Regions from separate parts of the Mus musculus genome. Here region 1 is linked to region 2. The links are chromatin loops, found by intact Hi-C in ENCODE. Cell type or tissue: left cerebral cortex. All regions are shown on one strand. Each heading gives the region's core, and the rest is flanking DNA. Links, peaks and the distances in the headings are about the cores only. Region 1 has its middle 7.2 kb from the start of Gm2115. Region 2 overlaps Gm31284 (a long non-coding RNA gene).

Evidence for each region. A loop is a pair of places that touch in the nucleus more often than their neighbours do. Peaks named below come from ENCODE experiments on the same cell type or tissue, not always from the same donor. Only the 100,000 strongest peaks of a DNase experiment are listed, where the experiment ranks them.
Region 1: it touches region 2 in a loop (2.1-fold over the local background); 2 of 42 quality-filtered maps call a loop at or near these places.

Annotation. Positions count from the first base shown.
Region 1 is chr7:84,518,671-84,524,914 of GRCm38, forward strand. No RefSeq gene overlaps it. Among named protein-coding and RNA genes, the nearest start is that of Gm2115, 7.2 kb to the right of the region's middle. In left cerebral cortex, for the core only: no CTCF peak of the experiment used is centred there; DNase peaks (open chromatin) are centred at 2,904 and 3,948.
Region 2 is chr7:84,445,896-84,452,139 of GRCm38, forward strand. The region is part of intron 1 of Gm31284 (a long non-coding RNA gene); the gene reads left to right. Among named protein-coding and RNA genes, the nearest start is that of Gm31284, 19 kb to the left of the region's middle. In left cerebral cortex, for the core only: no CTCF peak of the experiment used is centred there; a DNase peak (open chromatin) is centred at 3,410; H3K27ac peaks cover 729 bases.

The sequences.
Region 1 (6,244 bases), core at 1,564-4,063, 72 kb after region 2:
GATACTTATTAACTAAAGAGAGAGCCTTGGTTAGAGTTAACTGATTGTTTACAACCCTCTTTAACATAAAGCATCTCACACCCACAAAGGGACTCTGGCTAGTGAGGATGTGGTTATGGGGAACAAGGTGCCCAAATGACAAGATAGATACACAGTGGAAGACAAGCAGTAGCTAGGTCAAGAAGCCTCTGCACTTGTAATGGAGTTCTACAGAGCCTGGGAGTGACAGAGTTATAATCCATTAGCCAGAAACAGTCAAGCACAATCTCCCTTTATGATCAGGAGAGGAGAGCTGGCTGTAATCCAGAATGAGGAAAATTACCACAGATACCTCAGGTATAGACACTCCCCACAACTCAAGACTGCCCAGGTTTTCCTTTGCACTTATTACACAAAAACATGTAATCTAGGCCCCAGCTGGGTAAAGGCACTTGCTACTAAGCTGGTCCCAATTTCTGATAGAAAAGGAAAACTGACTGCTGCAAGTTGTTCTTTGGTGTGACATCCAACCCTGAGGTATAACATGTTCATCCCACCTACTCACCTACTTCCCCCCCACACACATACACAAAACAACAAATGTAATAAAAATCTTTGTCGAATATGCAATTTATCTAAGAGAAGAGTATGCTGAGAATTCCTTGGCAATTCCACCAATATAACACATTTTGTTTTTCAGCCATTTTTTCTCTAGTCCATATTTCTATATAAATAATTTTACTGAGTTCAATGGTTTTTTGTTTGTTTGTCTGTTTTACGTTTCACACTAAATCAAGGACCAGTACTTTTTTGCACTGCTCCGTGTTCTCTGTTAGCATCATCCGAGAACTGTCAATGACTTCAATTCATGAATTGTCTTATGCTCAGCACACACAGGGCTTAGCATAAAGTACTTCAAATGCATTATCCAGTTCTGAGTCAGATGGATTGACCCAGCCCTGCCTAAATGTATTAAGCTGAGTAAGATCAGTATTGTTGGACAAAGTTTCCTGAATAAAATATTAAATCTTCACTGTAAATACTACTGATTTTTTTCCTTGAAGAAGTGAAGCTTTTAGGAGTAAGGCACTTAGCTGCTTGATTGACAGCTGTCAGACTGTCTCCTCATGGTTGAATGCCTTAAGCAGGGAGCTGTCATCTAAACAATCCTGATTTTTATGACTAGATGGACTGTCAACCCAATATGCTGACCACTCTGAATACTTTATCTTCAAGATAATTTCTGCTGCAGCTGCAAAGACTGCAGTGAGTATAGCTGATGTTGAATCGATGGCCTTTATGTTTTCTCTAGTTATGAGTGCTCCATATAGCTTGCACTGGCATCTGGAGACTATACCTTAGCTTTAAGAAACCTTGGTGACCTTTAGATAACCTTGCCTACAGTGCACTGTGTGGTACATTTGTCTCATAGTCTGTGGTTGGCAGAGAGGATGCTGTGCACATGTAAAATTTGTTTCTGGTAACAAAGAAAGTTGTGCATGACTCTACCCCAGCCTTTTGAGGGAGGGGAGTTATATAAGCAGTCTGTTTCTTGGTCTCTTTGGGTCAGTACAGGCTTTCTTCCTCTTCATTAGCCCTGCTGTGTTATAGCAGCAGTCTCCGCTATATCTTCTCTGAAATGGTCTTATATATTTATATTTTGTTTTTAGTCTTTACCACAGGTAGAATGAACTAAGCTGGTTGCACAAAGGACAAGCAAATCCCTGGGTCTTTCAGCTCAGATGACATGTACATGACTCTGAGAGAATGATTTCTACTGCTATAAGGCCCTGAGGATGCCTGAGAGGAGATGGCTACAGAGATGACAAAGGACTACAAAGGTGCTAAGCAGGCACCAATGGGTACAAAGGTAAGACTGTAGGAAACACTACACAGAGCCAAGTAGAAGAATTGCCGGTGCCAGCCAGTGGAAGGCTTCCAGACATCTTCCAAGGCTGAGAGCTGAGAGCTGAGAGCTGAGAGCTGAGAGCTGAGAGCTGAGAGCTGAGAGCTGAGAGCTGAGAGCTGAGAGCTGAGAGCTGAGAGCTGAGAGCTGAGAGCTGAGAGCTGAGAGCTGAGAGCTGAGAGCTGAGAGCTGAGAGCTGAGAGCTGAGAGCTGAGAGCTGAGAGCTGAGAGCTGAGAGCTGAGAGCTGAGAGCCTTGACACCAGCAGCTAGGTACTCTACTCGAGCTGCTGAGTGCTGGCCCATAGGTACGCAAAGCCTAAAGCAATATGTGTCTGACTTCGGTACCCTGAGCTGTAAATCTCCAAACTTGAAAGCCTAGGGGCCTAAGTCTTTCATTCTCAAGGCTTACCTTAAAAGACTGTGGGTTAGAAACCCAGCCCATAGGCTGTCAATACTGTCGCCTGCCTTTCATTTCTGTATGAATAGGAGAGGAGTTTTGTTTTGTTTTTTTTTTTGTTTTTTTAACAGTTTAACCCTCACAACACACCTAAAATAAAGATATAATTTTATCCACATTTAGAGATAGGAAGCCTGAGACTTTGAGGGAAGAGTATAGAGATGGCATGTTCTTAGGCAAGTAGCAGAACCAAATTAAGAATTCATGACAATTATCAAGTTTTCACCTTTGGCTTTTCATGGCCCTGGAGGCCTTTTTTCCCCAACGACCTTCACTCTCCGGCACAGTGAGATCTCCACAGAGTAGAGCCTACCAACTGTCCATATCAAGCTAGACTTTGAAAGACGGTTGATTATCTCTGCAGGGATCAGGTGGGGGTGTACAATATGGCATGCCTGAAAGCTTATGGCTTTCCTGAAAGCCTGCTCACATCACATCATGTCTCTTTCCCTCACCCCACTTTGCTTCAAATGCCACTGTCTTGACTCACTCTGGCTTCTCTCTGGGCTACTCCAGTCATACCTCTGACATCTTCACAGCTCAGCTCTGAATCATTTCCAACAAGCTTGCTCTCTGCCTCTGTCTCCCTTCCCTCTCCCTGCTGTTTTCCTGACTGCATTCATGTCTTTTTATCAGGCAGAATAATTCATTCCACTTGAACCTTCAGCTCCCCTCCTCACACTCCCTGAGATTGAAGTCCAAGATGTAGGCACCCCACACCTCACATGCTAAGAACTCATCTTCTTGAAAAGGTAACAAAGGATTGGTGAATAGGGTACTCCCCACACCATGCCCTCTCCCTCACACTCCGCTCCTCCTCTTCATGGAGTAGTCACAAGATTTCAAGCAGGTAGAAGCAGCATTGCATGCCCTTTTTAAGTATAAGGGAAGAGAGTTGTTGGGCTGATATTCTGCCTTGATGGATCTCCTCTTGTTGGGTCTTTCCCCCTCCTCTGCACTATTGACTCTTAGGGACCGAAAGCAGTTAAGTTCTCTAGTCTTTCCTTGCTAGCTAAATATTCTGAGTCCACGGCTTGACAGAACCTCAGGAGGCATTAACCCAGGGAAGATGCTACTTAGCTACTCAATGACACTTTGCATTTCTGTGTGACAGAGTACCAGGTAAACAGAAACTATGAAGCAAGGACTTGGAAGGCTAGAGCACAGGTTCTGGTATTTGGAACTGAAGTCTTGAGACCTGGGGTATGCTTCTCTCTGCCTCTATTTTGTCATCTGCAAAACAGGTACAATTTGCCACCCACTCTTCTGTCCCGTAAGCTGATAGTTGATGTGCCCAGAATGCGTAGGAGTGAGCACTGCACACATAAGTCTGGTCCAGCAGGCAGCAGTCATCTCTTTCCCTTGATTCTCTCCATTTCAGGCTGGATCATCCATCAGCTCTCCCAAAGTACAAAGAGAAAGGACAGGCTGTCACCAATGTCTGCTTCTCTCTGCTGTCTTGCCTTCTGAGAGTAAAAGCATGCATCAGCCAGGATGCTGCGGCCCTGAAGCCCACAGAATGGGCAGGAGGAGGAGCTGACCCTACAATGGCCATGCTGTGTCATTGGCAGAGGCAGAGAGCCCAGAACAGAGGCATAAACAGCACCTTGGGCTAAACAACAGCCAACAGCTGGGAATTTGCCAAAGCTTCCCTCAAAAGCTGCCCCCTCCACCCATCCAGGGATAAAGAAAGGAAAGTCAGCACTAACAGGAAGCTCTCAGAACAGCCTCAACCCCAGTACAGTGTAAAAAATGAGACCAAGGCAGCAAGTGACTGGCCCAAATCCATGCCTGGATGGAAGATTATCTAATATGTAGCCACCAAGTGGCTCCCGAGCTAGAAACCAGAGTTTTTTTCTGAGATGGGTGTCTCATCCTTTCTCTATAGGGCTACTGCAGCTGGTCTGTGCTCCAGCAAGGCTAAACAGGAGTGAAATCCAAAGTTGAGCTTTCCTAGGAGTCAGAGCCTCATCCATCCTCTGAAAACAGCATCTGGACTTTTACGCTCTCAACTCAGACAAGCCTCCAATGATACAGAATCAAGCTGGTATTTCTGCTTTTTAAGTTTACCCAGCTAATGGGTAGACAGAACAGGGGTGTATCAGCAAACACGTCACATGACAGAAGAGCAGGAAAGTTCGTGAAGCAAGGCAAGTGCAATGGAAGCAGGTGGAAGAGAATGATCATGTAGAAGAGAACCATCATGGAGGTCACAAATCATTGAGTGAGGCAGGGAGCCGGCTGGGTAGACGCTGCAGAGAGTGGAGGAAGAGCACAGTCTGAGTAGAAGCCCCAGGGGGTAGGACAAAATGGAATACAGGGAAATTGCTTGCGAGCTGTCAGGAGTGCAGAAGCATGAACGAGGGAGGGACATCAGAGAAGAGGTTAGAGAAAGATCTGGAGATCTTTTAAGATGCTCTAAGCAATTTAGAATGTGGTGAAAAGCACTGCTGACCTCTGTGCAAAGCAGTGGTGTTCCCTGACTTGGGCACTAAAGGGAATATCTTCTGTGTGTAAAACTGATTGCCTTCAAATGGTATTCATAGGAGAGGCAGGAAACACAGAGGACAAGAGAGAACACTAAAAAGGACTCCAGGTCTGGAGACAAGGTGGTATTGTCTTCCTGAACTGCATTACAAGTGGCAGAGTGGTCTCTCTGAATATGCTCCTTTTGTGGCTACAAGGTTGGGATAGATTGGAAGCATAGACACCCAGTTCTCTTTCTGTAGGGCCAGGAAGTCAGGAACCTGCCACCTGGAAGGAACCCAGAAAACAGTAGCCAACCCCATGCCAAAGCTGAAATTCCACACAACCTCTTTGAAGCAATGACTATGCTCGAGAACATTAACACCTACCCTGGGGTGACAGCAAGGGACTCTTCATCTGTAGCATTGACAGTTCATGTAGGGTAAATACTCCCCCATGACTATAATAATAGTTCGTGTAAGGTAAATACTGATGTTTGAGCTGCCAGTCGTTTAAAGGACTCCTGAGGGGCTGGAGATTAGCTCAGTTGGTAGAGTGCTTGCCTAGCATTTACGAAACCCTGGCTTTGATCCGAAGCACCACATAAACCTGGGCACGGTAGCACATTCCTGTAATCCCAACACTTGGGAGGTAGATGCAAGAGGATCACACATTCAAGACATCCTCAGCTACACAGTGATTTCTTGGCTAGCCTTGGCCACAGTAGACTGTGATATATATATACACACACACACACATAACCTGAAAGTCCCTACTGGCCCCTGGGAAAATATGGAGGCTGCCCTTAGTACTCCTGTGGAGCAACCCTTTTGCTGACTGCATCAGACAATACCCATTGCATCTCGTCATAATCAGAATTCTCAGTTTATATGAGTACCAGGGGTTTGGACAACTATTTTCCCCCAACAAGATCCTTATGAAACTCACAACATAAATTGAAAAAGACCCACTGTCCAGAACAGGGTCAGCTAGGTTTATTTTTGCTATGATACCAAGCAGACCCTTCTACAGAAGTTAGGAATCAGGAAACTAAAAGAGCATGCCTACACAGTAAGCAATTTAAACCATCTCCCCAGTCCTCCACTTTTTAAAATGTAGCCACATCAGAATGTGGTAAAAGCATCTATTCCATCAAAACAGTCATGGTGGTCAATTGGTTATCACAAGCCCAAAGCCTTGGCCCCAGTGTCTTGGGTATGTATGTCTTGTGTGTGTGTGTGTGTGTGTGTGTTGGGTGTGTGTGTGTTGGGTGTGTGTGTCTTGGGGGGTGTGGGATGTTTTGCTTTCTTGGAAGCTGATAATTTTCTTGCTTGGCCATGTGACTTGCTCTGATAACAACTTTATGACCTTTATGAGCCAGGCCATAGTTGACCACATCCATCCCAGCCTCCCCCATGAAACCAAAGCACTGATG
Region 2 (6,244 bases), core at 1,968-4,467:
GATCAGCTTACTATTTACTGCCAGCAGGGGTTGGTTTTGCAGAGTTGTTTATAGAAATGACTTACAGTGTAAGTGGTTCTTATCCTGTCCAGAGCAGATGCTTTGTTCTGCCAGCTCTCCAGAGCTGTCAACTCAGACTCCCTGCAGATCAGTAGGAGAGCTAGAGAGGTGGAGCTGGGCTGAGCTCAGGTCTAAGGGGGTCTGTTTGCCTCCAGCACTCACATCCACTTCACATACATGTATACATGTTAAGGTCTCAGCCCCAAACAGGTTTTTCACAGGCCTGCTCTCCCCTGGACCATGGCCAGCCATTCTTCTCCATCTTCTCCAGCATCCAGTCCGTGTTCTTCTTTTTTTGGGGGGGGGGGGATATTGATCAATGCTTCCTAGCTCTCCATTTACAAAGCTGTGCTTTTTCAAAATTGTCTTCTTCCATTTTATCCATGAAGCATAATAGGAAAACTCTCTACACAGAGCTCAGCCTGACATGCTGCCAAATCTCTGCTTTCCAAATTCTCTATAATGAATATATTGTTGAAATTCAATAAAGAGTCATTCATAAAAATGAAAATGCGATTACAAGAATCTCTCTCTTAATCCCTAGGATCAATGCTAAACGAATTTTTTCATCAGCATGGTGAGGGATTGTAATCCATTTGCATTATGTGGGAATTTATGCACAGCACATAGTGGCCTACATGCATCAATGTATTTATCTTCTAAAACCTTATAAAGTAGACAATTATTTAATGCACTTTACAATGAGGAAACTGAGGCAACACAGTTGCTAGTGAGAGGTAGAATTCTGATAAGTCAATCTGATCTCAAGGCACAAACTCCTGGTGTCCCCAGCCCTTGTCATAGGCACAAAACTCATTCAACCTAAAAAGAAATTTCTTTGAGGTTTTAAGTTTTCAGACATATTGTACATATTGTATGTTGAGCACATACCCCTTCTAAGCTCCAATTCTCCCTTTTTTGATCCCTCCCATTAGTCCTCTTTGTCCCCCAAAGAGTTCAGTTCTGTTTTCATATTGTATATGCACGTATGCTTTTGTGTCTTTCTAGAAATCATAAATGAAAGAAAACATGATATTCATCTTTAAGACTGACTTAATTAATTTAATATGACTTCTATTTGCATCTGTCCTGGGAAACAACAGGACTTCGCTCTTATTTATGGATTAAAAAAATACCTCACACACATTTTCCGATAGAAAGACAGGCAGACAGATAATCACATCTCTCTCATCAATTCCTCCACTTCTGAGTCTCGCTGAATTAAAAAGGAACCAGCCAGTTGGCATTTGGATAAATGCTCCTTTAAGGCCCCAAGGTGGTGCTATTGGTAGATGGTAGCACTTTCAGGATGTGGGGCTTAGCGCCCACTGCTGGTGCAAGTGTAGAATGACATACTCTCTTCACAAAATGGACTCTTGGTAGTTTAGTAAAAAGAAAAAAGTTACAGGTGCCCTTTCTGGTCATCCTCCCTACACCACAGTGAAATCTTCACCCAAGAGCAATGGAAGCACATGCCTGTTAAACAAATGTGCACTCCACCTCTATTAATTTATAACCCAAACCAGCAAACACACGTTTTCAACAGATGACGGGTGAGCAAGGTTTGCGCATTCATACTGTAAATAGTGATTCGGCAGCAAACAAGGAGCAAATCTAGGACACATACAACAACATGGCCATAACTCCCAGTGAGTATGCTGGTGGAAGAAGCCTGACAACAAAGACCTGGGTTAAATAATTCCATTTATAAGAAATGAAAAAGAAAGCCACAGTAAGCCACAGTGGCTCGGAGGGTAATCTCGCGGCATGGGGACTTGAGTTGAGATCTTCAGCACCCACATAAAAAAAAAAAAGCCAGGTGAAGATAAATGCCTCTGTAGTCCTAGCTCTGGAGGGCAGGAGGCAGACACATCACTAGAGCTAACTGGGCAACTGGTCAGTACCAGGTTCAGTGAGATACAGTCTCACGCAGGGTGGAGAGCAGTAGAGGAAAGGACATTGTAACTTTCAGCCCCTAGGAACATTCACGAGCACACACACACACACACACACACACACCCCATGCATAGTCACACAGATGCATGCACACTCACACACATGCATGCACATTTGCACACTCATGAAGACCCACATACAGCACTTACACAAAGAAACACTCTAACATGCCTTTTTAGATTATGATTCTTTAATCTGGAATAAATATGACATTCTTGTGCTTATTCAGTGTCTATACTGCAAGCTTAATTATGTGAATAAATATCTTCTTGACATGAATGGGAGTGGCGTAATTGGTTCCCGTGACCAAAGACAGCCTTTTCAAAGATTAACTGTCTCTCACCATATGTTTCATGAATTTCCTATTTTCCTGTCTAGTGTTGCAAAACCCATCCCAAATATAAATATTTCCCCTTACACATACACAAAACTTTTCTCTGCTTACTTTTCTTTGAAGCTTCTAAACAAAACTCCACCCTTGTGAACTCTAGCTAGCAAACAGAAATTTGCACCGCTAAATAAAATTGTAAATGCATGGTTAATGGATACCCTTTCCATCTGAGTTTTGTGTTTGAATAGACATTTAATTCCCAAGAAAATACTGATGTAAAGGACTTTCAAGTCTTTGGGGTTTGGTAAATCCCCATATTTCCATGCCTGTTGCTAAGCAGAGTTTTTATTTTGATGTGGTTTGCAAAAAAGACTTTATAAAGCCTTTCTTTTCAAAATGAAAATATAAAAAGCCAATGAATTGGCTTTAAAGAGCACATCAAACAACCTCTGCATAGTGAATGGAGAGGGAGCAGGCTCTGGACTCTCTGCTCACTAATCCATGAGTGGCTTAATCAGATTATAAAGACCCATGTGTAGCAGATGAGATACACCCTGTTGTGCACTTGTGCATCTGAAAGTTAATTTCTGCTTGAACTGATGTGGTTTGAAAACCAGGAACTTTTAATTGAATAGTTCCCTCAGTCTGAAGGTGGATCTTGGTTATTAAAGGTATATTCATTAATACACAGTGAAAAATATTACTTGTACATATTTGTCTCCCAACTTTCCATTAAAAAAGAACAGATTCAATTAAAGTTTAAAATTAGAACAAAAAAGGAACCAGAACATGAATGTCTACTCTAGGACAAAGTTGCTGTTTTATTTCCAGAATGAAATACATGTTCTCTTTCACACCAGCTGGCAGTTCTTGAAGATGATCACAATTGCTTCCTACCTGTGAGTTTTCACTTCCTCAGAAAACAATCTCCACAGTGTGGCTTAGACCTCATGTCTGGCTGCTAGAGACTGGAGCACAACACTGTGAGGCTGCTTTCAATGTGACTCCCCTCTCTCGGGCTGGCACTGCCCCCAGTTCTTACTGCTCTGATGAAGCTAGCAGCTGGCGTTGAGCTACACTATAGAGAAGCCCAGCTGGCAGGCCTGGAGATAGCCTGTTGTCAAGAGCTAGTACCTACCAACAACCACATGAGCTGGGAAGCAAGCTCTTCCTAGTCAGTCTCAAGGTGACTGAAGCCCCATCTACTGACTGGATGGTGGCTTGAGAGCTCTGAAACACAGGTCCTCTGAGCCCCACTAAAGCTGCGAGCTCATTCCTGCTGTTGCTCAGAGCTTCAGTGTATTTTGTAGTATAGCAGTAGCTATCGTGTTTGGTCTCAGCTGTTCCTGATGTTGTTCACCACTTAGGTACATGAGCCTAAAGAGACATCTTTAAACAAGATCAGAAATTGCAAGAAAATAATACATTTGCTGAACATGGTCATCTCTCAGAATCCACTGGGAATGATTGTAATGGACACACCCCTCCCGCCCCAAAATCTGAAGCTGTTCAAGTTCCTTGTATAAAATGGTGCCTAGAATTTGCATGCATCTTCCACATGCATTATCTCTAATTATAATTGTAAATGTGATGTGAAGGCTGTTTACGTAGTTGTCATGTTGTGTTGAGGAAATAAAAATAATTTTTACACTAAAACTACAGATTGTTTTAAAAAAACAAAACAAAACAAAACAAAATGAATTTTCTGTGCTTTTGGTTCCATCCCCAGATGTAGAAGCTGCAGGCAAGGAGCTAAGTGCACCATGCTTTGATGTCACGTGAAACAGGCAACAAATTCAAAGCAGCTGATTATTCTTTCTTGTTTCACAAAGAAGACTGAAAATCATAAATGCAATGGATAAATAAGAGAGTGGAAAAGTTCAATGCCTATGGCAATAACTAGGGTCTATCATTTCCAAATCCATTTAAATTGATGAGATTGGAAAAAAACAAAAACAAAAACAAAAAAAAAAAAGCAAAACCAAGCCAAACAATTACTAAGCCTGTGAATGCCCCAAGAGACTTGCAAAATAGATGTTGTCTTCTTTTTTTTTATTTAATTAATTATTTATTTAATCAGAAATAAGAGTATCCATTTGCAATAATTAAGTATAAGTCCTCAAAAATTAACACCATTATGTGGAAACAGGTAGAAACTGAAGACATTGAGAACAAATTTTTACAATTTGACATGTACATTTTTTTAAATACTAAAGTATTATCTTAAGCCATTACTATTTTGATGATGTAAAGAACAAGGTTATATGGCCAGTTATTTTTGTGTTCTTATGAGTTGTATATGCATAAACAATTGCAAAATTGCAAATTCATAGTATCTGAGGGATGAACAACTTTAAGCAATTGTAAACTCTGAGGACGCTCTCTCTCTCTCTCTCTCTCTATATATATATATATATATACTCTTAATATACAAATTAAAGCTTTATGTTTTAACATTTTAAAACACTGGCTACAGCACACTATTCGATTATCTGTGTTGAAGTAGGAGGAAACTCAAAAGAACAAACATGTGATCTAGTCACATATACTTCTCTCCCATAGAAGGGCTGTTTATAAATATAGTAGACGTATTCTTTATGGAATGCTTTGAGGAGAGATCTATGGAATGCCTCTAGGCAGGAATCTGACATTGGCCAAGGACAAGAAAACAAGCCTCAATCTTTAGGCTGTAATAGGAAAGCAGGCCAAGGTAGTAACTCCAATCTTCTTTTTTTCCACAGTTTTATTTATTTATTTATTTATTTACACATCAATCCAATCATTTACTCCGAGTTTTCTTTTCATTATCTTATGGATCAGCATCTAGTAGTGACCCCATTCCTTTGATTCTTAGGAGACTACAAGCATACAATTTTTCTTTTTTTATATATATTTTTAATTAGGTATTTTCCTCATTTACATTTCCAATGCTATCTCAAAAGTCCCCCAGATGTTGTCTTCTTAAGCCTGACCAACTGACAAAGTTAAAATGAGTCTCAAACCCCGCTCTAGCTGGCCTTACCAGCAGAAATGGGAATTGGTTTAGAAAACAACCTGGCAACCTGTTTTCAAACTAAAATGTTAAAACACAGTTTGATCTTGAAATCTTAGGCCTGATATTCTATCTACTAGGAAAATTAACCCAAATGTGCAATCCCATGTACAATGATGTTTATTACACTCTTATTTGTGCAGCCTAACCCCTAAAGGTTATGTGGCTGTGTATCTGTAGAGGAAGCGTGGTACAGAGATTTTGTCCTGGCAAGCTGGCCAGTTGCACATGGGTTTATGTGCTCATTTCCAAGGGTGAAGAGCAACATGTGAGACTGCTCTTCTCCTATAGACAAGATCATTCACTTTTCTGAATTAATGATTAGCTTTTCTAGATATTTTACTCATACCAGATATTGGAAGAGATCAGATAAATACATAGATGATATAGAATATAGGGTAAAGGAAAAAAAAAGATATGGAAAAATCCATTTGGTTTTTAACATGCTGGAGACAAGAGTAGACACAAGTAAGGAATTGAGAAGAAAAAGAGAGAAGTAAAAGAGACAGACAAGAGAAGGATTTGAACAGGCATTTAAAATGCTTTCTGCAGTAATTGCAGCATATGATGGTGTGTGGGGGTGTTTGACAAAGTGTGTGCATAGGCATAAAAATTGCACAAAGAAAGATGCCAGGAAAGATAGCAGTAACTTCATAAAACTAATTTTAGAGATGCTGCCTCCTAATTTGCCTTAAACTGTATTGCATTTTATTTTATTTCTCAACAAACATGTTATTTATATAATCAACAGGGGGAAAAACCAAACTCTATGTTCACTGTGGAAACAACTCATTTATCACCTTTATAGGCTTTATCTATTAGAGTTCTGTACAAGATTTAATTTG